Regions from separate parts of the Homo sapiens genome. Here regions 1, 2, 3, 5 and 6 are each linked to region 4. Evidence: chromatin loops called from intact Hi-C (ENCODE). Cell type or tissue: ovary. All regions are shown on one strand.

The links. Peaks named below come from ENCODE experiments on the same cell type or tissue, not always from the same donor. Only the 100,000 strongest peaks of a DNase experiment are listed, where the experiment ranks them.
Region 1: it touches region 4 in a loop (4-fold over the local background); 66 of 110 quality-filtered maps call a loop at or near these places.
Region 2: it touches region 4 in a loop (4-fold over the local background); 97 of 110 quality-filtered maps call a loop at or near these places.
Region 3: a loop joins it to region 4, with 5 times the contacts of the local background. A loop is called at or near these places in 69 of 110 quality-filtered maps.
Region 5: a loop joins it to region 4, with 2.4 times the contacts of the local background. A loop is called at or near these places in 34 of 110 quality-filtered maps.
Region 6: it touches region 4 in a loop (4-fold over the local background); 96 of 110 quality-filtered maps call a loop at or near these places.

What each region holds. Positions count from the first base shown.
Region 1 is chr2:217,515,367-217,519,366 of GRCh38, reverse strand. The region is part of intron 2 of DIRC3 (disrupted in renal carcinoma 3); the gene reads left to right. Among named protein-coding and RNA genes, the nearest start is that of DIRC3-AS1, 230 kb to the right of the region's middle. In ovary, no CTCF peak of the experiment used is centred here; DNase peaks (open chromatin) are centred at 1,731 and 3,489; H3K27ac peaks cover 1,684 bases.
Region 2 is chr2:216,680,148-216,684,147 of GRCh38, reverse strand. The region is part of intron 1 of IGFBP5 (insulin like growth factor binding protein 5); the gene reads left to right. LOC124900515 (a long non-coding RNA gene) reads left to right here. Exons shown (of 2, transcript XR_007088080.1): 2 at 1-2,909. Among named protein-coding and RNA genes, the nearest start is that of IGFBP-AS1, 12 kb to the left of the region's middle. In ovary, a CTCF peak has its summit at 1,545 (motif pointing left); a DNase peak (open chromatin) is centred at 1,494; H3K27ac peaks cover 2,586 bases.
Region 3 is chr2:217,521,475-217,525,474 of GRCh38, reverse strand. All of the region lies in intron 2 of DIRC3 (disrupted in renal carcinoma 3), which reads left to right. Among named protein-coding and RNA genes, the nearest start is that of DIRC3-AS1, 240 kb to the right of the region's middle. In ovary, no CTCF peak of the experiment used is centred here; a DNase peak (open chromatin) is centred at 2,034.
Region 4 is chr2:217,711,694-217,715,693 of GRCh38, reverse strand. All of the region lies in intron 2 of DIRC3 (disrupted in renal carcinoma 3), which reads left to right. Among named protein-coding and RNA genes, the nearest start is that of DIRC3, 77 kb to the left of the region's middle. RefSeq lists an enhancer at 1,920-1,969. In ovary, a CTCF peak has its summit at 2,021 (motif pointing right); DNase peaks (open chromatin) are centred at 1,253 and 2,013; H3K27ac peaks cover 862 bases.
Region 5 is chr2:216,517,260-216,521,259 of GRCh38, reverse strand. LOC101928156 (a long non-coding RNA gene) reads right to left here and starts at 2,126. Exons shown (of 3, transcript XR_923872.3): 1 at 1,870-2,126; 2 at 486-546. In ovary, a CTCF peak has its summit at 1,936 (motif pointing left); a DNase peak (open chromatin) is centred at 1,895.
Region 6 is chr2:216,697,108-216,701,107 of GRCh38, reverse strand. The region is part of intron 1 of IGFBP-AS1 (IGFBP5 antisense RNA 1); the gene reads right to left. Among named protein-coding and RNA genes, the nearest start is that of IGFBP5, 3.6 kb to the right of the region's middle. RefSeq lists a silencer at 2,103-2,182. In ovary, a CTCF peak has its summit at 2,074; no DNase peak of the experiment used is centred here; H3K27ac peaks cover 3,759 bases.

The DNA.
Region 1 (4,000 bases), 200 kb after region 4:
ACACCCCTTCCCGGCCTTGGTTTTATCTTTTCTTTTCAATCCTTTCTATAAACTGAAGAAAGCAAATTTCTGCAAAGTAAATTTTCAATAAACTTTGAAACTAAAATAAATTAACTTTAAAAGCACTCAAATAAAGCAGAATTGTAAATAACATTAATTTTAAATATAAGTTAAAATTTAATTCTAGACTCAAGATAGAAATCAGAATTAGGTAGAAGAAAATTTCCAGTAAAAAATTAGAATGCTCCAAAAAGATTTTCATTCAATGCAGAGCATCAAGTGGATAAATATTTTCATTAAACATTATGACATATGAATTTGGTAATGTGAGTGTACTGGTCATTTGGCAAATTGATCTTTCTAAGAACTGACTCCCTGGGCATTAGCTTTCAGTAAATTGACTTTTCAGGGAATTAGCTTTTGTACCAATTGGGCATTCATCAAAATGATTTTCACTGAATTGGCAGATTTCATCCATTTCATCCTCTCCTTTTGAGTTCTCTGGAATCTCCTATATTCCCACCAAGTCCTTGTGAATCTTTAGCTAACTTGGTTTCCCCAGGGGTGCAGATTTATATTCAGAACATTTAATGGCGAAGTCTTTAGGAAATAGAGGAAAAATTTATGTCATTTCTTTGAGGCCAAAGGCTTTTGGGGACTTGTTTGCTTTTTGGGCTTCTTTTATAGCTTTTTGGGTCTTCTTTGGCTAGAGACTAAGTGTTTTAAAAGGGTCCCAGTGAGATAGTTTTGACATCCTTGTCCTCTCCCTGCTCTACTTTGAGAAACACTGGATGGCTAAATGGAATCCCATCTATGCAGAGGAAAAATTAAGGCCCCTAATTTAGTTCTGGAGTTTGAAGATATCTTAAGATCATTTAATGCATGGTTTCTCAACCTCAGTACTGTTGACATTTTGGGCCTGTTGGACTTTTTATTGTGAGGGGCTGTCTTGTGCATTGTGAGGGTGTTTAGCTGCACCCCTGGCTGTACCCACTAGATACAGTATCACTCCCCAATTCATAACAATCAAACATGTCTCCAGATGTTGCCATATGTCCCTGGGACACAAAACCACCCCTGGTTGAGAATCACTGACCCACTCTCCCATCCAATCCAGAATTTTCCTTTAGCTTATCCACCATATGTGCTCTGACTGCTGCAGGGGCCTGACAATGCACCTCCTCCTTTCCAGCCTGTTTCCTGATATAGTCTAATCCCCATTTCATAGATGTTTCAGGAGAACAAAATAGCCATGTGTATAAAATGTCTGGCCTTTTGTTGTGCTTGATAACTGTATTCATTATATTGATCCCAAATCCCCCATCTTTAACTTTTCCTCCTTTGTCTAACACCTGAGTGCCATGCAGACTGTGTGCTCTTTGGATCTCCTGACAGCTTTGAATTCAGCCATTGAAGGCAGCTATCCCATCCTCATTTCTTCTCAGCAGACCAGGCTCCATAAACCTCGATTCCTTTTCAGTTCAGAGACAACACTTTTCAATTTAAGAGGAGATTGATCGCTGAGTTAGCGTGGAGCTGGGAAGAAATGAGATTTTAAGGTTAACACCTCGATGGGGGAGACGGAACTCCTAAAAAGTCCTTGCTAGAAAGAACTGCTCCTTCAGAGGTTGCAGCAATCACTGCAGAGAGGCTGGATGCTAAAAAGAAACCAAACTCCAAGAACATACGTTTCTGCAATGACACCCTAATCTGGCGCCCCATGAGGGGCAGGCTAGGAGACTGAGGCCACACTGCCCTTGACATCTCACTCTCACCAGTTGCCCATTTGGAAATAGTTCCTGACACTTTCCAGGAAGTATAAATGAGTCATGAGCCCTTGAACACAGAGATTTAAGAAGCCACCTGAACCCTCAGAACAGCCAGCGTTTGCTGAGTAGTTTTAAAAAAGCACTGGGTCTTACATTTAAGTCTTTAACCCATTTTGAGTTGATTTTTGTATGTGGTGAGAGATAGGGGTCTCGTTTCATTCTTCTACATGTAGATATTCAGTTTTACTAGAATAAAAGAGATGATTCTTTCCCCAATGTTTGTTCTTGGTGCCTTTGTCAAAAATCAGTTGGCTGTAAATGCCTGGATATATTTCTGGGTTCTGTATTCTATTCCATTGGTCTTTGTATCTGTTTTTATGCCAGTACCATGCTGGTTTGGTTTCTATAGTTTTTTAGTAGATATTGAAGTCAAGTGGTGTGATGCCTCCAGCTTTATTCTTTTTGCTTAAGGTTACATTGGCTATCCAGGGTCTTTTGTGGTTCCACACTAATCTTAGGATTTTTTTTTCTATTTCTATGAAGAAATCATTGGTATTTTGATAGGGAGTGAATTGAATTTGTAGCTCGCTTTGAGTAGTACAGACATTTTAACCCTATTAATTTTTCCAATGCATGAACACAGGATATCTTTCTATTTATTTGTGTCCTTTTTTTCTTTTTCTTTTTTTTTTTTTTTGGAGATGGAGCCTCGCTCTGTCGCCCAGGCTGGAGTGCAGTGGCGCAATCTCAGCTCACTGCAAGCTCCACCTCCCGGGTTCATGCCATTCTCCTGCCTCAGCCTCCTGAGTAGCTGGGACTGCAGGTGCCTGCCATCACGCCTGGCTAATTTTTTTGTATTTTTAGTAGATACAGGTTTTCACTGTGTTAGCCAGGATGATCTTGATCTCCTGACCTCATGATCCGCCCGCCTCGGCCTCCCAAAGTGCTGGGATTACAGGCGTGAGCCACCGTGCCTGGCCGTGTCCTTTTTTTTCATCAATATTTTATAGTTTCATTGTAGAGGTCTTTCACTTCCTGGGTTAAATTTATTCCTACTCTTTTTTTTGGTAGCTGTTGCAAATAAGATTGTTTTCTTAATTTTTTTTTTGGATAGTTTGCTGTTGGGGTTTAGAAACACTGTTGATTTTTGTGTGTTGACTTTGTATCCTGAAACTTTGATAAGTCTTTGAGGTGACAGATATGCTAATTACTCTGATTTTATCATTACACAATGTATACATGTATCAAAACATACTGTACCCCATAAATATATATGACTATTATATGTCAATTAAAAACAAAATAAAACTTTAAAAAATTTTGAAAACATAAAAGGAGGCTTGGTGTCAGGATGCCACCAGATATTCCTGTGGGGAGACTTTCTACATCCCTCCTTGCAGAGGCCAAAAGCTGAGCTGACCTCATATGCTCCCATATGAAAGCTGAATTGCTCTTGTCAATTTCATGCCTGGAATATGCAGGCCTCAGGAACTGCTGTCTTGTGTAAGGGGAGGAATTGTGAGTCAAAGTGCCAGGGATCCATCTAGCTGGTGCCAGAAAGATCCCCCAGCAGAGATGGCAGGCCTTATTTCTCCTTGGATCACGGAGGAGAAATTGGGTTGAAATGGCTCAAGTTTGAGAGGATGGTCTCCCAAAGTCCCACTAGAAGCAGACTGAGGTCATGGACGATGTTAAGACTTGTACAAGAGGCGGTCCTACCTCCTGTCCCCTGAGACAGGAGAGCCTGCCAGCCAAGGGGGTTAGACTTGATTGTTTACACACAGGGACCCTGAGTCTGGCCTAAGGCTCCCTGGAATTTACTCTTAGGCGGTCTCTTGATTTATAAGTCTAAATCACATTAAGTACCATTGTGAATCACCAGTGCCTGTCCCTGGCAAGGTTTTGAAGATAAGAGCTCCAAAATGGGAGGCTTCTCTGAGCCCAGGGAAGAACAGAACTGTTTTCTAAGTCTACGAAAAAGCATTAAACTGCTTTTTGGGCATCTCTGGGAGGTGTGGAGGAGAAGAGGGGATTTTCCAAGGTTTCTTCTTGCTATGATCTGACTTGAGGCACGAAGAAAGAGGAAAGATAAAAAAGGGTAAAGCCTATTGCAGTTTGGAGGTTCCCTATCAGGAATAGTTACTACTCCCTGTGGAAGGTCTTTGTTGTACTGGACACTCTTGAAACAAATGTGACCTTAATCTTTCCAGAAGTATTGAGTCTTTGGCTGG
Region 2 (4,000 bases), 1.0 Mb after region 4:
TGCAATTGTGCAGCATGGAGTATTTCTCACCCTAAGATGCCTCTGGGTCTGTAGCAGCTGGGCTTGCATCATGACACTCTCTGTGTTTGCCAGGACATAGAGGATGGTGCAATCCTCAAACACGTGTTCATGTTACCATGGGGAGAGGCTGATGTACTGTGTGTGCCTCTGTGGATGCTGCTGCACTGGGGTGTATGGGGAACTCCTTATGAATGAAAGAGGACTGAGTTGGCCACCCAAATGTGGCAGGGGCCAGAGGCATTGGAGAGCCAGTGGGAAGGACTGGAGGTATTATATAGAAGCCAGAGATTTAGATCCCACCCCAAAGGTAAATACTGTATCCAGATAATATTATCATCATCCCCTCCCTTAGTCATTGAATAGGGTTATGAAGGTAAGGTCTGGCCTCCATAGATCCCAGCAGGAGAAATGGATGCTGAGCATTCCACATTTCCCATCCTCTGCAAAAACCTCTCAGAACAGCATCTCATGGGCGGGGAAGTCTGGAATATGTCTCTCTTCCTTCCTGGATCATTTTCCAGTTGGAGGTTACAGAAACAGCAGAATGCCATGCACAAACAAGCCCTGTTCCCCTCTCCCTCACCTGCCTTCACTCTCCCACACATGGGTTCTCTCCGGGCCTCGCTTGTTTGTCTCCCTGACTCTTTAAATATATCCTGCAGACACACAAACAGAAGGAAGGGATTTATTTGAATGATTATTGCAGAAGTAGGAGAGGGAGGCACCCAAATTCCAGATTTATTTTTTCTTTGAGACAGGGTCTCACTCTGTCCCCCAGGCTAGAGTGCAGTGGAGCTATCAAAGTGGAGCAATCATGGCTCACCTCAGCCTCAGCCTCAACCTCCAATCTCCAACCTCCTACCTCCAACCTCCCACCTTCCGGGCTCAAGCAATCCTCCGGTCTCAGCCTCCTGAGTTTCTCAGACTAGAGGCGCACGCCTCTATGCCCAGCTAATTTTTGTGTTTTTTTTGTAGAGACGGGGTTTCACTATGTTGTCCAGGCTGGTCTCGAACTCCTGGGCTCAGGCAATCCACTCACCTTGGCCTCCCAAAGTGCTGGGATTAGAGATATGAGCCACCGCTCTCAATTCCAAATTCCAGATTTTAAAAACACTTCCAGGCCGGGCTTGGTGGCTCACGCCTGTAATCCCAGCTCTTTGGGAGGCCAAGGCGGGCGGATCACGAGGTCAGGAGATCGAGACCATCCTGGCTAACACGGTGAAACCCCATCTCTACTAAAAATACAAAAAATTAGCCGGGCATGGTGGCGGGCGCCTGTAGTCCCAGCTACTCGGGAGGATGAGGCAGGAGAATGGCGTAAACCCAGGAGGCGGAGCTTACAGTGAGCCGAGATCGCGCCACTGCACTCCAGCCTGGGCGACAGAAGGAGACTCTGTCTCAAAAAAAAAAAACAAAAAACGCTTCCAGTCCCTAGAAGTGTGCCCATGCTGTGTGGGTGTCAGTCTCCCACGCCCTCTGCTGGCCACATGGAGATATTGACCTGTTTGTCAAACAGGTTCCAGAGCAGACTGTTGAGTTCTTTTGCTGTTCACGTGCAGAACAATCTTCACCAGGAAGTCCTCCCGGGTATCCTGCCTAGATCCCTTCTGCAACCTCAGTTCATTTTCTCTTGATGAAATAGCTCCAGAGTAGCCAGTCTACTTGTTCCTTCTTGTTTTATCTAAAACGCAAAGCCTTCCACAATTGAAAGCCTATTTATGACTCAGCCACAGAGCAGCTGAGTCGGGCTGGCTGCTTCTGGCACTCAGCTCCAGTCTTACTTTCCAGCCCTTTAATCTCCATGGCTCTGCCCTGGCTCCCCTCCAAGTTTCCGCTGTCTCTCTGGAGCCTACAGGTGACCACAAGACCCTGATTAGTATCTTCGACACTGGACTCTGCTGCTGCCTAAGGAATAGGTCCCATGGGGTTAAGTGGCACCAGAAACCAGGAGGCACATCAAAATGTTAAGCCTGCTCTTCAGAAGCAGCCAAAAAGCTTGCAAAGCTGGGGAAGGTGTGCCCTCAGGAGACTTGCCTTGGGGAGGCTGGGAAAAGGAGAGAGTTTGCAAAAGCATTTTGAGTTCCTTAAATGAAGAGAGATACAAGAATCTACATTTTGTATGCCAGTATCATGGTTGCTTGGCCCCGGGGCAGTACTTGAACACTTTCAAAGAAAAGAGTAAGAGAGGTCAAAATAAATTTACCCCAAGGTTTATCAAACCGTTGTCAACAGCCCCATCCCCCTCCCAGAAAGGGTGACTCAAGGTTAAGGACAGCCCACAGCACTTCTTAGAAAAAGTCCCAAAAGGTGAAAGGTCTTGAGAAGAGCTGTTGAGGGAAGGCTGTGGGCCACCATGCTTCTGTGTCCCCCAAGGCCAAAGAGAGAATAAGCTAAAATGACAGCTGGAAAAGGGCACCCTCTGACCAAATGGACAGAGCCTCCCCCAACAGGTAGCCAGAGGAGGATGGAATGGCACCCCCATTTCAGATGTCCTTAAGAACTAGAGAGATAGATGCTTATTTCTGCTTGGACACAGGGGGATGGACTAAATGGCCTACGGAAAGGATTCCAGGAACTGCTACACCAGCCACAGGAGAGAAGCCAGCTTCCCAGGCTGTCTCCCCTTGAAGAGGTGACAATGTGTTGGCTCTCCAGGCCAGGCTGGGGCAGCCCACTGAAGGAGACGCATAGACGCATGCGCTGGTCAGCAGCCAGCCCACTCCCCCACCTGCCCTCACTTTATCCAGTTACAATCTTGATTGAGGAAGGGGTCCAGGCTTCTCCAATCTGAACCCCCTCCAGGCTTTCAGTAGCCACCATATCCTGTCTGCCCCTCCCCCTACAGTAGTCAACTACTTTTTGAGGATTAAAATGCGTGGTGATGCTGAGGTTGAGTGGCACGGCTCCAGTCCCTCCATAAGACGTGCCCAAAAGCCCTTCTGTGCAATGGTTAGCACTCCCTCTCCCTACTCCCTCTTCTCCAAGATCTGAGCCTTGGCGTGAGGCCTGTGTTACTAGATAACGGAGCCCCAGCCTTTCAATTTGTACAAAGTCCCCAAACCAGCCATGCTTCTCCCTTCCTCCTGCCAATCTCACTTGCGCTACAACCAAGAAAAGTCAATTTACCCCAGAACATGACCCTTTTAACTAATCCCTAGAATCCTGCATTCCACCTACCAGAGATGTCACCCTATTGATGAGTCGTCACAGCAGGGTCTGATAGAGCAGAATCGAGGTACTGGGACATCAAGACATGACTGGGAAGAGGGGGTGAGAGTCCAGAAGGGGTACCAGGATTCTCAGGTTGAATTTTATTTAGGGAGAGCCCACCCACCACCTTGCTATTTGCTTTCCCCAAGTCATCATCTTCCTCTCCAGTAATTACGTCCCTTCCTTTCCTGTGAATAAATACCCAAAGCAACTCACCACCAGGAACGCTGCGAACCTTTGGAGGCTTCTTTAGGGCAGGGACCTTCTCTGCCAAGGCCTTAAAGACCAGATACCTATTTCATTAGACTTGACAAATCCTGAGCCAAGAGAGAAACAGATGCTTGGGTGCTTCCTGCCACCTGCCATCCTGCCCAGGTTAGGCCAGGTGTCCAAATGCCTTTCCTAACTCACACCTGGAACTTGCCCAGGGCTGCAAGCTCAGAAGTCAGGTTCTATACCTGCCCAGAGGCATAAAACAGCGTCTTCTCAAAAAAGCTTCTCTTTCCTTGCACCCCACCCCCACTTCCTGGAATTCTACCCACTTCTTCTGTTCCCCATCCCAGATGTCTGGCGGTCACTGTTCCTGGACATCCCAGTGATCATGGAGTAGATGGAGAACAGAATTTTCTTTCACCTCATTTCAGTTATTTAAGGTCACTCAAAGCTCTATTTTCTCTTTCCAGTATTTGAAAAAAGAGGGAGGCAATGAAGACAGGGCCCCCCACCTCCACTCACCCCTGCATCTGGTCCCACTGTGAGGCATCCTGGC
Region 3 (4,000 bases), 190 kb after region 4:
CTAATCTCCAAAATCCAGACCACTTAGCCATTATTTCATCAAAACACATTTTTATAAACACTCTGTGTTCATGGCCATGCATTGAGAACTGCAAAGCCGATGGCACATACAGGTACTGTTTTTCATTGTGATCCACTCCCTGAAGGGAGCATTCTCCCATTTAATCATCACCACAAGAATCCCATTTTGCAGAAGCAGCTAGAGAGGTTAAGCAACCCACCCAAGTGCGGAGAATCACTGAGAAGCAGATCTGGAATGCAAATCTGAGCATACCAGCTCTAAGAAACTTGCTTTTAACCTGACGGTTGGAGAGAGACCTTTCTCTTGAGAACCCACCCATTTCGTAGCGCAATATACCTCTCTTATATCCTGTCTTCTTATTTATTGCTGCAAAATCACCCCAAAACATAGTGGTGTAGAATGCCAACCATTTTTATCATGACCTTCAAATTCTGAGGGTTAGAAATTCAGAATGGGCTCAGTGGAGTCATTCTCTGCTCCACAATGTGCTGGTCCTCAGCTTCGATGACTCAAAGCGTGGGAAGTTGGAATCGCTGGAGCTGGAGGATCCACTTCCAAGGTGACTTCTTTTTTTTTTTTTTTTCTGGAAGAATTTAATCAGAAAATTGGGCTTTGTCTTTTATAATTTCTATGTTAACATTTATAAAAAAATCTTTTTTTAAATTTTACTTTAAGTTCTGGGATACATGTGCAGAATGTGCAGATTTGTTACATAGGTATACATGTGCCATGGTGGTTTGCTGCACCTATCAACCTGTCATCTAGGTTTTAAACCCTGCATGCATTAGGTATTTGTCCTAATGCTCTCCCTCCCCCTGCCCCCAACCCCCGACAGGCCCTGGTGTGTGTTGTTCCCCTCCCTGTATCCATGTGTTCTCATTGTTCAACTCCCACTTATGAGTGAGAACATGCAGTGATTTCTCTTTTTTTTTTTTTTGTGAGACACAGTCTCACTCAGTCGCCCAGGCTGGAGTGCAGTGGCTCAATCTCTGCTCACTGCAAGCTCCACCTCCTGGGTTCACCCCATTCTCCTGCCTCAGCCTCCCAAGTAGCTGGGACTACAGGCACCCACCACCACGCCCAGCTAATTTTTTTGTATTTTTTTTTTAGTAGAGACAGCGTTTCACCGTGTTAGTCAGGATGGTCTTGATCTCCTGTCCTTGTGATCCACCCTCCTCGGCCTCCCAAAGTGCTGGGATTACAGGTGTGAGCCACCGCACCCGGCCGATTTCTTTACTCATATATCTGGTGCCATGGTTAGGATGGTGTCATCTGGAGCATGTACTTGCAGCCTCTTTGGCATCATGGTCATGGCATACTGGGAATTCTTACATGGATACCTGCTGCTCCAGGAGTGAGTGTCCCAGTGAACAAGGTGGAATTGCAAAGCTCTTTAGAACCTAGCTTTAGTCATCGCCTAGCCTCATTCTGCTATGCACTATTGAACAAAATATTATAAGCCTGCTCCTATTTAAGGGGTGGGGAGGTGGACCCTACCTCTCAATAGAGGACTGTCAAAGAATTTGTGGGAATGTTTTAAAACCATTATATGAGTTAAAATTCTGTGTCAGTAGCAAGTGGATTGAGAATTTCAGATCCTGATATATGCTAAGGGCGTATTGTTTCTTTCTTCTTTTTAAATTAACTAAATTGAAAGCATTGAAATGGAGACAGTTTGGGTTCTCATTTGGCTGAAGGCATCCTCTTCATGGTGATGCAGTGGGAAGATTGGGTAGCAGCCCAGGACAGAAGAGCAGCTGGACGCAGCCCACCAAAGGGATTCAGACTGAAGTCTCCCTCACCCTCATTGTGGCAGAGAGAACTTCGTAATCAACACTCTCTTGGCTACAGTCCTGGCCTGTCAGTGGACCCTGTCCCCCTTAGCCTGGCAGCTCTCTATTGTTGCTTCTCAGCTTGGATGGGAGGTGGGAGGGACCAAAGCCAGCTTCCCTCCCTTCCCAGGCCTCTTAGACTTGCCGGACACCGGCATCATCCTCCTCTTTGGGCAAGCACCACTGCTCTCTTATCTGCTTCTGCAGGGAGGGAGCCATCAGCACTCTCCCTGTTCCATTGCCAGGCGCCACCAAGGCCCCTCTGGCTTGGTGCCTCCTCACAGGCGGAGTAGCAGAGGCCGGAGTCCCGACTTCTGGCCCCAGCTTCACCCCTAACCCTGGATGTGACTTTAGCTGAGTTGGTTCATCTCTTTGGATTTTAGTTTCTCATCTGCAAAATTAAGGTGGAGTGGTTAAGTCAGTGCTTTAATATGCACACAAATCTTCCATGGATCTGGCTAAAGTGCAGGTTGTGATTCCATGGGTCTGGGGTGGGGCCAAAGATTCTGCATTTCTAATAAGCTCCCAGGTGATGCTTCTGCTGTTGCCCTGTAGTAGCAAGAATTCAGTGCTGTTCTATAGAACTTTCTGCAGTGACAGAAATGTCCTATACTCTCCAATATGGTACCCACTAGCCACAGTGGCTATTGAGCATTTGAAATGCAACTGTTGAATCAACAGGAACTGACTCTTACATTTTATTTAATTTTAATTCATTAAAATTTTAGTGTGTGGCAGGTGGTTAACATGTAGGACAGCATGGGATAAAAAATCTCTAAGATTTGCCACTGACCAGCCCTGTGAATTTGAACAGGGCATTTAATTTCTCAGAACTTTAGCTTTCCTACTGATGAAAAAAAGTAACTCTTCCTGTCTAACAGAGTTTTTGGTGGGTGTGAGGTGTGGTGATAAGTTTTAAAATAATTTGTGGACTGTATAGACATATGTTATATAGTAATGATATTATTACTAACATTATATATTAATTAATATACATTATATAATACTGCCTCTATATATTGAAAAGAAAATTGGAGTCAGACAATTTGGGTTCAAACTGCATTTCCAGCAGTTTCTAGCTCTGTTTTTGGTTTTCTCTGGGCCTGATTTCTCATCTCTAAATTGTATGACATGAACACTTTCATAAGACCCTTGAGAGAATAAAATGGGTTAAATGTTAAGAGGCAACCAGTACAGTGCCTAAGAGGGGTGTCAATTAATGTTAAGATGGCACAGTGGAGCCATCGTCAGTGGTTGGGGTTTAAATCCTGGATCTAGCACTTACTAGCTGTGTGTCCTTGGAGTCGTCATTTAATCTCTCTTTGCTTCAGTTTTATTAGCTTCAAAAGAAAGACAACAATACTGTAGAAAGTTAAATTATTCATTAATTTTGCGTCAACAAATGTTATTTGAGCTCTCTTTTTACATATTTTATGGTAGGTACTTAAGATACAATGGCAAGTAAAAGTTGTCCATGGTTTTATGATTTGTATAATCTGCTATGTGCTAAATCAAACATTACATGAAGCAGAGCATCTGTGATGCTGCAGGATCCTGTAACTGGAAGGCCAGAGAAAGCTACCTTTGGGAAAAGACATTGCACAGGAATCAACTCTCATTTGCCAACTGGACGTTTGCTATGGTTTGAATATTCGTTTCCTCCAAAACTGATGTTGAAACATAATCCCCAGTGTGGCAATATTGAGAGGTGGAGCTTTTAAGAAGTGATTGGGTCATGAGAGCTCTGCTCCTAAGAATAGATTAACCCATTCATGGGTTAATGGATTAGAGGTTTATCATGAGAATGGGACTGGTGGCTTTATAAGCAGGACAGAGATCTGAGCTCAGCCCCCCCTCACCACATGATGCCCTGTGCCACCCTGGGACTCTGTATAGAGTCCCCACCATCAAGAAGGCTCTCACCAGATATGAACCCTTGACTTTGTACTTTTCAGCCTTCATAACTGTAAGAAATACATTCCTTTTCTTTATGTGTAACCCAGTTTTAGGTATTCTGTTACAAGCCACAGAAAACAGACTAAAACAATGTTGGAAAGCAACAGACATAGAAGAGTCTAGACTGGGGGCTATACATTTGTAAGTTGTCTACTCATAGAGTTGTTCAAGAGTACAGGAGATAACGTTTG
Region 4 (4,000 bases):
TTGGCTGATCTCAGCTGGGGTTCATACATGCATCTGCAGTCAGCTGTCATGCTGGCTGTGGGTTGTCCCCAGGACTTGAGAGAGTAAGAGTCTAAGCTTAGGAAGGCCTAAGCTGGGATGACAGAGTTCTCCTCCATGTGTTAGTTCATCCTGTAGCAGACTATACTGATCTTGTTCTCATGCCAGTGACAGGGTTCAGAGTGAGAGAGCAGAAGTACGTGAGGTCTCTTGAAGTCTAAGTTCAGTAATGGCATGACATTACATTTGATCAAAGCAAGTCATAGATCAGTCCTGCAAAGTCACATGTTAAGGGCATGGATACAAGGAGGAGTGAAAAAGGGTGACCATTTTTACAACCTACCACTTGGGGGACACATTTTGACCTGATATTCAAAGCTCCTTCTAATGAGTTGAGCTGCTCAGCCGTGGGACAGATTGTCCTGCTGGCCATGGGCCTGCTGTAGAGGAAGGACTACCTCTCAGATGATCAGAATGGGACCACTGGGCTGCCAAAAGCCCTTCTGATTCCAAGTGTTTATTTACCAGGAAATTATTTTCACCTACCCAGAGTCGAAGATTTTCATAATTAAAGAATAGGAAAATTGGAATAATTTCCCAAATCCTTGACTGCCCCATTCATGGCCAAATTTCTTCACCCCCCACCCCCTGCCACCATTGCTGACCAGCCTCCTCTCTCTTCCATTCACTCATGTTGCACCCCCAAGTCCTGGCCTTGCCCACGTGTACCTCTGATCACATCCACCAACCTGTCTATGCTTAGTGTCTTGTTGGGGGTAGAGAGCAGAAGACAAAGGAGAAAGCATGCTCTTAAAGACAAAGGCTGCTGGACTCCGAATTTATATTATAGTCTCTAAAGAATGATGTGTGCTGGAGAAGAAAAAAGACACAGCACGTGCATATTTTTCAAAGAAATGCACACGTGCGGAGAGTGGAAAATTAAAGAAGCCAACAACCCAAACCGAAGTTGGTTCTGAAGGAGGGAGATATAAACTTGAGCTCCAGAGCTGGAGCCAAGACAGGAAGTGGGCTTGGCTTGCACGAGGTGCATATGCTGCATGGAAAACCACTCTACGCTGCTCAACTCCCTGTCTTCCTAATTCCCCTCAGCTTCCAGCCTCTGCTGACCCTGGGAACAATGCAGCACTGTGCTGAGACTGTGCCTTTTGTAATGGCCTGGGAGAGGAAGAAAGGAGAAACTGGTCTGGGCGTCTGCGTGTGTGAATCACCCGTGTCACATGGCCAGGCCGGCTGCAGCGTCTCCCCGGGTCTGCACAGGGCACACAGGGAGCATGGCCTGAGCCCATGCCTGGAGGCTGGTCAGCCAGCTGCAGAGTGCCCCACTCTGAACCACACAGCCAGGGAGAGGATGGAGAAGGGGGAAGGTCTGGTGCCATGAGGGCCTTGGAGGACATTCCTTGTTGCCGTGGGGGCAGGCTCTGGGCCCTGGATGTCCCCCGCAATCCCAGATCATTTGTGGAGATTGGGTCTGATGTTCGTGAAAGTCACAGACTTTTTGGTTCATCACTGAGACCTGCAGGACGCTGGCTTGTCTGTTGATTCAGGCAAGACACGTCTCCTTCAGTGTGGGGGCTTTCTCCAAGGACCAAAATATGTCCAGGGTATGGAGAAACCACCTTATTCTGGAGAAAAGAGGGTACAATGAGGTGGGCAGGAGCCAGGGCTGTTCTGTTTTCTAGAACCTTCTAAATCCTGGCTTTAGAGTCACAAGCAAGAGACGCTAAGGCAGGCTCCTCGGAGGGCAGGTTGGAAGATGGTTGGTGTCAGGACAAGAGGAAGATTCGGGCCAGACACCAAGAAAGGCCTGCGCTGTTTGAAGACAGAGCAGATTACTGAGGGTGGTTGCAGCACCCCCCCAATCCCTGTTTCTACTTGGAGAGGGCTTGCACTGCGTGGAGGCACGGGAATGGATCTGTGACCCTGGGCAGTCGGAATTAACCTGACCTGGCCAGCCGAGGTGCCTTCTCACAGACACCCTGCAGAGGGCAGTGTGGTACTGCGGGCAGGACTTTGTTGCCTCATCAACTTTTCTTTCCACCCTGCGGCCCTCCTAATCTTTTAAAATCAAAGCTGCTTAGACACAACCTGAGCGCTGCTTGAATGACATGGATTTAGCCTGGTGCTCTGGGCCCCCTTTGCTGAGGGAAGCCCTCCAGCCTTGGATGTGCTCAGAGAGCTTACCTAACTCTCCCCTCTGCCTGCTTCCAGGCCTTGGGGACAACAGCTAAAAGTGGCTGTGTAGATGGGCAGAATTTGGTTGTACATATGTAGAGCCTCAGGATTTTCAAAACACATTTTCATCTGCTCCTTGAACCCATTCTTAGAGGTGGATGGGATGCTCCGTTTTATAAGAGAGAATTGAGACCCAAAGAGAGGGGAAGTGACAGCTCACGGGGGCCCAGCTGATTCGAGGCAGAGACACGTGGGGGACCCTGGTCTTCTAACCCTCAGTCCAGTGCTCATTCTACCCCTTGCGAAGCCCCTGAAATGCAACCGGTGTCAGTCCCCTCCACCAGCCGACCTCCCCCTCTTTGTGGTTCTGTTTTCTCCCAGGTGAGGGGGGGTGAAGATGCCTCTGCTACTCCTAGATCCTTGAGCCACTCCCTGGCCAACTGTATGATCTCTGGTAAGTCCCCTCGCTGGGATTTGCTTTTCCTACCAGAACAATGAAGTTATTGGATCAGATGATCTCGAAGGTAGCTTGGAACCTTGACCTTTCCTGGTTCCATGTTTGGGCTGTGTCCCCAGTTACAAGTTATTTGGTCGAATTGAAGAATAGAACCTTGCAGGGTGGTGGGTGACAGATGCAAACTCCAGCTGTGAATCTGACCAGACTCTGTGCATTGAGCTGGTTGTTTTCATGTGGAGGGTGCAACCTTGTTCCCCAGGACTTGAGAGAGTCAGGTCAAACCACATGAGGACATTCTGCTTGCTGACAAATGGCATAGACGGTGGTGTCAGTGGATGTGAGTGACAGTCGTCAACTGTGCCCCACAGAGCTCCACACTGAGAGGCCGGTTGTCGGATGCTGGGGGGACAGTGCACTCTTCCAGGGCTGTGCTTCCTGCTCCATCTCCCTAGCAGCCCTTTGTATCCCCGGCAGTTGGGAGTCGGCACGAGCTCTGTTTCTGTGCTGGTTGCCTCAGCAGGTCTGCTGTTTTCCAGGAGGAGTGCATAGGAAAAAGAAAGAGCCAAACCCTTCAAGGCACACCCAGGGTCACAATTACAAGATATACTTTGGATGTGTGGGATGGGGAGGAGTGGAAGGACAGAGCAACATAGACAGAGCCTGAAAGTCAGAATTCCTTTTTGACATCATCAACCACCATTCATTGAGCACTGAGCATGTGCTAGGTACTATGTACCCACAACTGGGTACAACTCTTAATAATCTCATTTTACAGATGATGACATTGAGGCCCAGAGAAACTGTGTAACTAGTCCAAGATGGCACAGCTCAACAGAGGTAGAGTAGTGATGGCTAAGTGCACACCCTTAATTCCTCCTCTAGGCTCTATCCATCTCCCTGACTGAATTATCATCTTTATTATCTCACAAGAAATTAGGCATACCGCCTTAAAAGTAAGACTATGCTCATGAGTAAACTGAGGAAGAACATCTGCCATCTGTACTGTTCCCAGAAATCTGGGAGATGATCTGTTTTTCTTTCTATCTATCTATCTATCTATCTATCTATCTATCTATCTATCTATCTATCTATCTGCCATCTCTGAGTCTTCTCCAGGTATCCCACCAAGTAGGAAGTTGGCTATGATTTCCACATCCATACTCTTACATGTTCTTCTACGAAGTTCTGCAGAGTAGCAAGGGCTGGTGGTGTATTCCTGAGATGAGAAAGTAGAGACCCGGCAAAGGCTAGTGATTTACTCAAGGCCCCAGAGCTGGTTGGTGACTGGCCTAGAACAAGAACCCAGGTTTCCTGACTCCTGGTCATAGTGTC
Region 5 (4,000 bases), 1.2 Mb after region 4:
TGGGCCTCTGTCTACCAAAAGAAGGGCAATAATATGGAAGGACGCATGAGGGTCTGTTGGCTGCATGGTCTTTGTTGCGTGGTCTACCTGGGCACAGGATATGGGAAGCCTGGGTGTGTTCCACCAATGCTGTTCTATAAAAGGCGTAGGACTTCCATTCCTGGGACCATTATTGTTCCTTGCTCCTGTCTTAGGGGGCTGACGGGCTCCTGTTGTGAGGCTTAGTAGGATAAAATGAACAAAATTCCCTGGGACCATGGCCTGCAAATCTGAGTATAGAGCCACATCATGAGCCCAGCTTTACCTACCTTCCAGCAATATCCAACTCTCCTCCTGTCCACACTACTAGTGTGTACAACCTGTGGATGAGCAAATACAGAAGGAGGGCAGCCGATGCCATCAGCCACTGAGGATGAAAACTCAGCAGCTCCAGCAAAAGGACAGTGTTGAACTGCTGTTGGGATGTATCTGAGAATTTCACTTACCTGCCTTTTCCTCGTCTTCCATTAGCAGAGTTCATGGAGATTTGGTTCCATTTTGGCATCTCTAGAAGAGTAGAGTTGAAGCACAAAAGACACAAGACTGGGGTTTTTTTTAGGGCCCTAGGCAATGACTTGAGTAAGCTCTTGTGTTTTACTACAGGAAAGTGCTCCATCAAGAGCCAATGGTCAACAACATCAGCAGGTCAGAGAGGGTCCTCCTCTGACCACCTCCCCCAGTGCCATCCCTTCAGATGCTCCTGGCTATACCTTCCTTTAGGGCCACTAAATTCTTACTCCAACCCCACAATTTCCTGCAGTACTCCCCACTCCCTGCAGCTGATTTTGGCCCTGACTCATTGGTGCTGACTCAACAAAGAAAAGCAGACCCCTTAGGCAGCTGGACAGTGGACCAGGGCCAGAGCCTGCAGGAGTGGGCGAGAGGGCAGGCAAGGCGAGAATCCATCAATCAGCCTGTCACCAAGTCTTTGCTGAGCCCCCCCTGAAGACTTGGACCCATGCCGAGCTACGCAGTGGGGGTCCCAGAAAAAGGAGAGAAGACAGGAGTCTTTATTTTGTGGCAACTATGGATGTGGAATTGGAGCTCCTTCAATTTGAGGGTCTCTAAGCACATACAGCCTGGCCCAACCCACCATCACTCACCAGAGGGAGGCTGAGTGCTGCCAGGAAAGGCCAGCCACAGTGGAGCTTAGGGAAGGTTGGGAGGTGGCAGCCAGGAAGGGTTTTGAAGCTGTATTTGCAAAGCTTTTGACATAAAATTCAGATAATGTCAGTTTTTTATAAGAGACCAGGTAGGGGTGGTGGTAAATGGAAATTATGGGGGTATTTTAAAGCCCCCATATCCACATCCTGGATACTGCCATTGCCACCAGCCTCCACATTTCTTTTCCCACAAGCCTGCTGGGTGTGGGGTACCTCCCTTGAGTTAATACATTGTGTTTCTGAAATGTCCCTGCTAAAATGAACCTACTATGTTACTCTGAGAGTGTCTTTCTAACCCCCTTTGCATTTGCAGAGGGGGGAAAACGACCATAGATGTGAGGGCACAGAACAGTGACTTTGGCATGAGGATTCACTTAGAATCCCAGAGCCCTAAGAATTGGAATCCTGACTCAATTATGTACCAGTTGTGTAACTCAACTTGGGGCAGTTCTCTGAGCCTTACTTTCTTCATATTGTGAAGAGGAAGGAATAGAGCAGCACGCTCACAGAGAATTGTGAGGACAGGCATAATTGCTAGCACATCATGGCCACTTCTGTTAGGAAATAATATACAACCATTATTGTAAAGAAGTAAAGATAGAGTGGGGAGAAATAAGCTCATGGTCTGAGAGCACCAGGGAAAATGTCACTCCCTCCGTCTTCTTACCTTGATGGTCAAAACTCATCAAGGGCTCCCTCTGCTGTCCATTCTCTGCACTCATTTTCCTATATAGAAAGTGACACACTCATACTCCTGTTTGGGGCACAGAATGTGCACATGTCCTAATTTAATCAGTGGAATCCTGTTTGTTCTTTATTAACATCATCTTTCAAAAACATTCTTTCCAGGCTGGGCAAAGTGGCTCATGCCCATAATCCCAACACTTTCAGGGACCAAGGTGGAGGATCACCTGAGATCAGGAATTCGAGACCAGACTGGGAAAGAGTAAGACCTTGTCTCTACTAAAAAATAAAAAATTATAAAACAGCCGAGTGTGGTGGTATATGCCTATTGTCTCAGCTACTCAGGAGGGCTGAGGCAGGAGGATCGTTTGAGCCCAGGAAGTTGAGGCTGTGGTGAGCCATGATCACACCGCTTCACTCCAGCCTGGGAAACAGAGCAAGGCTCTGTCTCAAAAAATAAATAAATAAATAAATAAATAAATAAATAAATAAATAAATAAATAAAGTAAAAGACAAAAGAGAAAACATTCTTTCCTTTCCATTCTGTTGTTCTTCCCTTAATTTTATCCCTTTGTCTCATGCCTGGGTTGGCCCTCCCAATCACCAAAATCTGTCGCAATATGCCACTCTGCATCTGTTTCTTATACTCTCTGAGGTTTTTTGTTTGTTTTTGAGACAGAGTCTTGCTCTGTTGTCCAGGCTGGAGTGCAATGGCGTGGTATCGGCTCACTGCAAACTCTGCCTCCCGGGTTCAAGCGATTCTCCTGCCTCAGCTTCCTGAGTAGCTGGGATTACAGGCACGCACCACCACGCCCAGCTAATTTTTGTATTTTTAGTAGAGACGGGGTTTCACCATGTTGATCAGGCTGGTCTCGAACTCCTGACCTTGTGATCCCCCTGCCTCAGCCTCCCAAATTGCTGGGATTACAGGCGTGAGCCACCACACCTGTCCTCTCTGAGGTTTAAGCGAGTAAATGGCAGAGCTGAAGTTGGATAACATAACTTCTAGGTCCAAAGCTCATCCTTTCCCCACATTATTATCCCTCTCTGAAGTGTATAATCTAGACATGACATTTAACTTATCTAAGCTTCTTTTCCTCATCTGTAAAATGGGGGAAACAATAATATTAATCCATGAGTTTGAGGAAAAGAGAAGGGGAGACAGTGCAGGGGGAGACACACTTGCCAACAGAAAGAGTACGATAAATACTAGCTACAGTATTCAGGCATGGTTTGTTCAAGTAACTCAAAGAAGTTCAGTACTGCTGGTGCTTAGAGTGGAAACAGGACCTGACAATAGATGCAGCTGGCAAGGCAAGCAGGGGTCAAGTCATTAAGAGCTTTGTAAAATACGGTCCCACAATACCCAGGGCAGAGCTGTCATGAGGATTAAATGAGTTTATATAGTTCAAGTCCTTGGAATGCAGCCTGGCTCACAGCAAGGTGCATGTGTTAGGTATTCCTGATAAAGCCCTCCCAATGCTAATCATGACTTAGAGACCAAAGAAGAGAAGCATATAAGCAGAACAGCCTTGAGTTGAAAGAATAGTTATTTTGGGGAGAAGTGTGCAAAAGACTTTCAGAAGAACATCAGGAAAGAGAAGAGCCAATCACCCCTATAATATTGGTCTTCACCCTTAACAAATTACATCATTTCATGTGTGAAGGTGTGAAGGTGAGGCATGCACCTTAAGAGTGCCCACTTGACAGAAAGGAATGCCTCTCCTCCTGGCTCCCCTCCAAGTTTCCAAGTTATGCTTCCACTGAGCATCCCATTGGCTCTGCCCTGTGGCAGTGCTGTCAGGGTGTCTCCCTCCATCAGTGTAACCTTTTGACCCACTTGCCAGGGTCTGGGCTCTCACTTAGCTTCCCTCGTCAGTTCATGTCTTCATTGGTCTACTCAACTACAAAGTCCAGTGTTTACGATGGTGTATTTAATACTGTCCTCCTATGCCAGTTTTCCTTTTTAAAGGAAAAAAATTCTTGAAGACCCTGAAAATGAGGCCAGAGACCTAAACACTGTAATTTAAGAAACACCTGATAAAGTCTTAGTCAATGAAATATACTTTAATGATATATTATCACTGAAGTTTTGCTTTTGTATCTGATAATTT
Region 6 (4,000 bases), 1.0 Mb after region 4:
CTGTCAGAATGAAGAGTTTGTGCACAGGTGTGGAGGCATGGAAAAGCTTGATTTCTCTAAGGAAAGAAGGGCATAGGGGTTTAGATTGACCCAGCTGGGAACACGGCCAGAGGCAGCTGCTTTAAATGTTTCAGGACTATCCCTTAGCCCCAGTAACGGATCAAATCACGTCACTGGACCCATGCTTTCCACACTAGTAGAAAAGCAGTGTTTCCTGCTAGTTTAGATATGAAGTTTAGCTCTTCCAACCAGGGCCATTGCATAGAGCTGTGCAGATTGTGTACGACACAGCAAGAACCCCGTTTAAGTGGTGCTATTCACAGAGCAGACACAGACAGGTACATTCATTATGACAATTTCCTGGAAGAGGCAGTAAAGTTTCCTGTCCTAACAGAATCTGTATTTTATAACAATATTCTGATGAATAGAAGTAAAGTATCTTGAGGAAGGTCATCTTTTCCTAATTTACACAAATTTACCCTCTGCACTAACAGTGGTAAGCTAGCTCTTACCACTTCTCCCTCCCAAACTGTGTGAAATCTCAGTTGCTAACCATGCACTGTGATTTTACTTGGCCTTTTCACGGTTCATATGAATCATATTAAACCTGCTTCAAGTAGTTAACACTCTCTCTCTCTCTCTCCTCTTTTTCCATGTGATTCCATTTTTTCTACCTACCCTATCTCTCTCCCACCTAGATCTGGTGCTACCAACACTGTCTCTAAGTCACAACAGATCACTTTTCCTGGTTAATCTCATTTTCCAAAATTGAAACAGCTTCTGAGCGGTCCATTGTAGGAACATGCCAGATCCCATGATCCAAGAAGACAGAAGGGCTCCAACCAGAAACAGTATTTATGGAGCCTGCCCTGCTCTGCCCTATCTGTCTGGAACTGCTCCAGAAGCCTCCTTAACATCAATTCGTGCAGCTATTAACTTATATGCGGCTCACATCGGGATATAAATCACTCTGCGTCACAGCTGGCTCCGGCTCCTTTAACAGCCAGCCTCAGGGTCAATTTAGACTCTAGTTAAATTGCCACCACTGCAAGCACCACTACAAAATTAACTCTAAAGTAGCACATGGTTTTACCCTCAAAAATCACTATAATTCTGTTCTATGAGAAACTACACATAAAACCTAGAAAAATATTGTGCAGAAAGGATACAGAGCTATTTCAGGACACTGACTACCTCTGTCCAGGGAAGAGGATGCGGGGATGGCATGCATGGGAGGTGAGCTGTTATCTGTCCCACTCTACTTCTCTTTTAACAAAATCTTCAGCTGGGCGCGGTGGCTCATGACTGTAATCCCAGCACTTTGGGGGGCCAAGGTGGGTGGATCACAAGGTCAGGATTTCAAGACCAGCCTGGCCAACATGGTGAAACCCTGTCTGTACTAAAAATACAAAAATTAGCCAAGCACAGTGGTGCGCACCTGTAGTCCCAACTACTAGGGATGTTGAGGCAGAAGAATCGCTTGAACCTGGGAGGTGGAGGTAGCAGTGAACCAAGACCGTGCCACTGCACTCCAGCCTGGGAGACAGAGCAAGACTCCATCTCAAAAATAAAAAAAAATAAAAATCTTCAACAACAACGGCAAAAAGTGAACATGTGTCAAATAAGTGTAGGGAGTGGAGGGCACATGCTCTATTATCTTCTGTTCTTTGAATGTTTGAAATGTGCCATAATTACCTTTTTTTAATTTAACAGGGGGAATTTTTATGAATTGTGGCTGAAGATCACTTCTGATTATTCCTCAGAGAAGGTTTAGGACACCCTTTGATGAACCCAAAGTCATCAAGTTCCTACCCTGGCCATACCTTTTCTCCAAAGAAAAGTAATCATGAACACAGCATCTGGTGGGACACAGAGGGTTTTGCACCTCAGGCTGGCCTGGTGCTATTGGGGCAACAGTGCAGTGCCGATGCTGGGGTGGCCTATAAGTGGACCCACAGGGTGTCCGTACCTGTCCTTCCATCCATGCTTTTTCTTCTCCCGTTGCCCCATCCCCATTGTTAAACACCTCTACCAGTATCTGCTTCTTTCCCTTCGTGAAAGGAGGCGTGTTTCTAATGATGTATCTATCCTGCCACCTAGCCTTCAGCAATATCACTACAACAAAGTTGCCTCATGCTGCTCTTTAACACAGACTTCAGTCTTGCTGAACCTCCCAGAGCTAGGGAAGGACCTGAACAAGGGGGCACTTTCTTTATTGAACATCACTGTACCTTAGTTTGGGACCAGGACAACATGGCCGCAGCATTAGTATTCTTGATGTGTGTTGGCCTCTGGGAGAGACTGAAGTCAATGTCATGAGGTCTTTAAAAATTGAATAAATTATATAAATAAGCCTGTCTGAGAGTGGTGAGAGTGACACAGAAAAGAGAATGAAGACAAGATCCTTAGCTAACATTTTTCCATTCTAACCAGTAGAATCCACAATACTTTGTGTCCTACTAAAAAGTCTAGCTTTCCCAAACTGTGTTATCAGGCATCATCCTTGAAAATCACTTAGAAACTCACAGGAAATGACCACAGGCAAGGCATCCGAAGCTTTATAAAATAAAAACACTATCTATCCTTTGAAAAGTTATCCAGATAAAAGATCATAAATCTTTCACTCCGCTGCATTTCTTGAAAGCTGGCTTTGATAAGCAGTTAATCTTTTAAAGGAAAGAGGAGGAGTGATCTCCGGGGAAACGGGACACAAGTGGTTGATATTTAAATACTACTTCCCCGAAAAAGATGCAGTTGACAGGTATAGAAGCTAGTCTATGCCAGAGTTGGGAAGCCCATGACAGCGAAAGCAAGCCGGCAGCACAGGGGGGTCTCTAGGAAGGGAACATTTGTATCTGGCAGGAATTAATGATCCCCTCCCAATTACCCTGGTTGATGCAAACTATTTTTTTTTTCTACAAGCAATTTTCTAAAGGTGATTGTGAACAGATCTAGACCTCCAGAATGGAGGGAAGGGGAAAATGGAATCAAGTAAGGCTCATAGGCATCCTCCATAATCCCGTATCCTGCAGTAACAACACCAACACCTTCCCACTCCATTGTCATATGTTAATTATGGACTCAGAAACAACACCCATCTGGCCAGTCCTCCATCTTTGGATGAAATTACTATAGACAATCCCAGGCTACTGAGAATTCTTCTTTCTCTCATGCCCTCTCGGGAAGCCTATCCCAGGGTCTCTTGGACAACAGCTCCAGTGTCTGAATCCCTTATAACCTAAGCCCATTTCTAAGTGGAGATAAAGAATGGCTGCTTAGCACACCAACACAGCACATGTATACATATGTAACAAACCTGCACATTGTGCACATGTACCCTAGAACTTAAAGTATTAAAAAAAAAAAAAAAGAATAGCTGCTTAACATTTACAGTCTTGCAGAGTAACCTCTCTCCATGGCCCCTGTACTGCTCTGCCCCAGGGTCCGGCTCCCACCACATTCTCCTCCCCCCTTCTCTCTACCCTTTTTATCTTTTCTGTGAATGATCCCCCCTCCTTTTACCTGTCTTCACATATTGTATTATCCAGCCATTGGAAGTCGGCTACACAAAAAGAGGTGTCACTAGAGGCCATCTCTCTCAGAATACAGGGTGACTGGAACGAGGCAACTCATGTTTCTTTGGAAGGAGTACCACAATTTCCCCCAATCATCTTAAAAGCTACCAGTGTGCCTGAGGCAGGCTGAGCTGCTAAGGGTGTGCAGAAAGAAATAGGAGCAGGGAAGAGAACATACTGCACACATTCTGCTGCCACTCTTGTAGTCTGAACTTGACACAAATGACAAAATAACACATGATTTCCCTCACTTCTAAAATATTTCCACCAAAGTTTTGAATATTGATTTGTTCCTACCTTACCAAGCCCTCAGACTGAGAAAAGAAGAAATTAAGATGAGCCTTGCTGCTATTTTTTGTTTTAATCATTACACACAATGCTCCTCCCTCTCCCAGCCACCACGTGGCTAAACCCCCTTTGGCAAT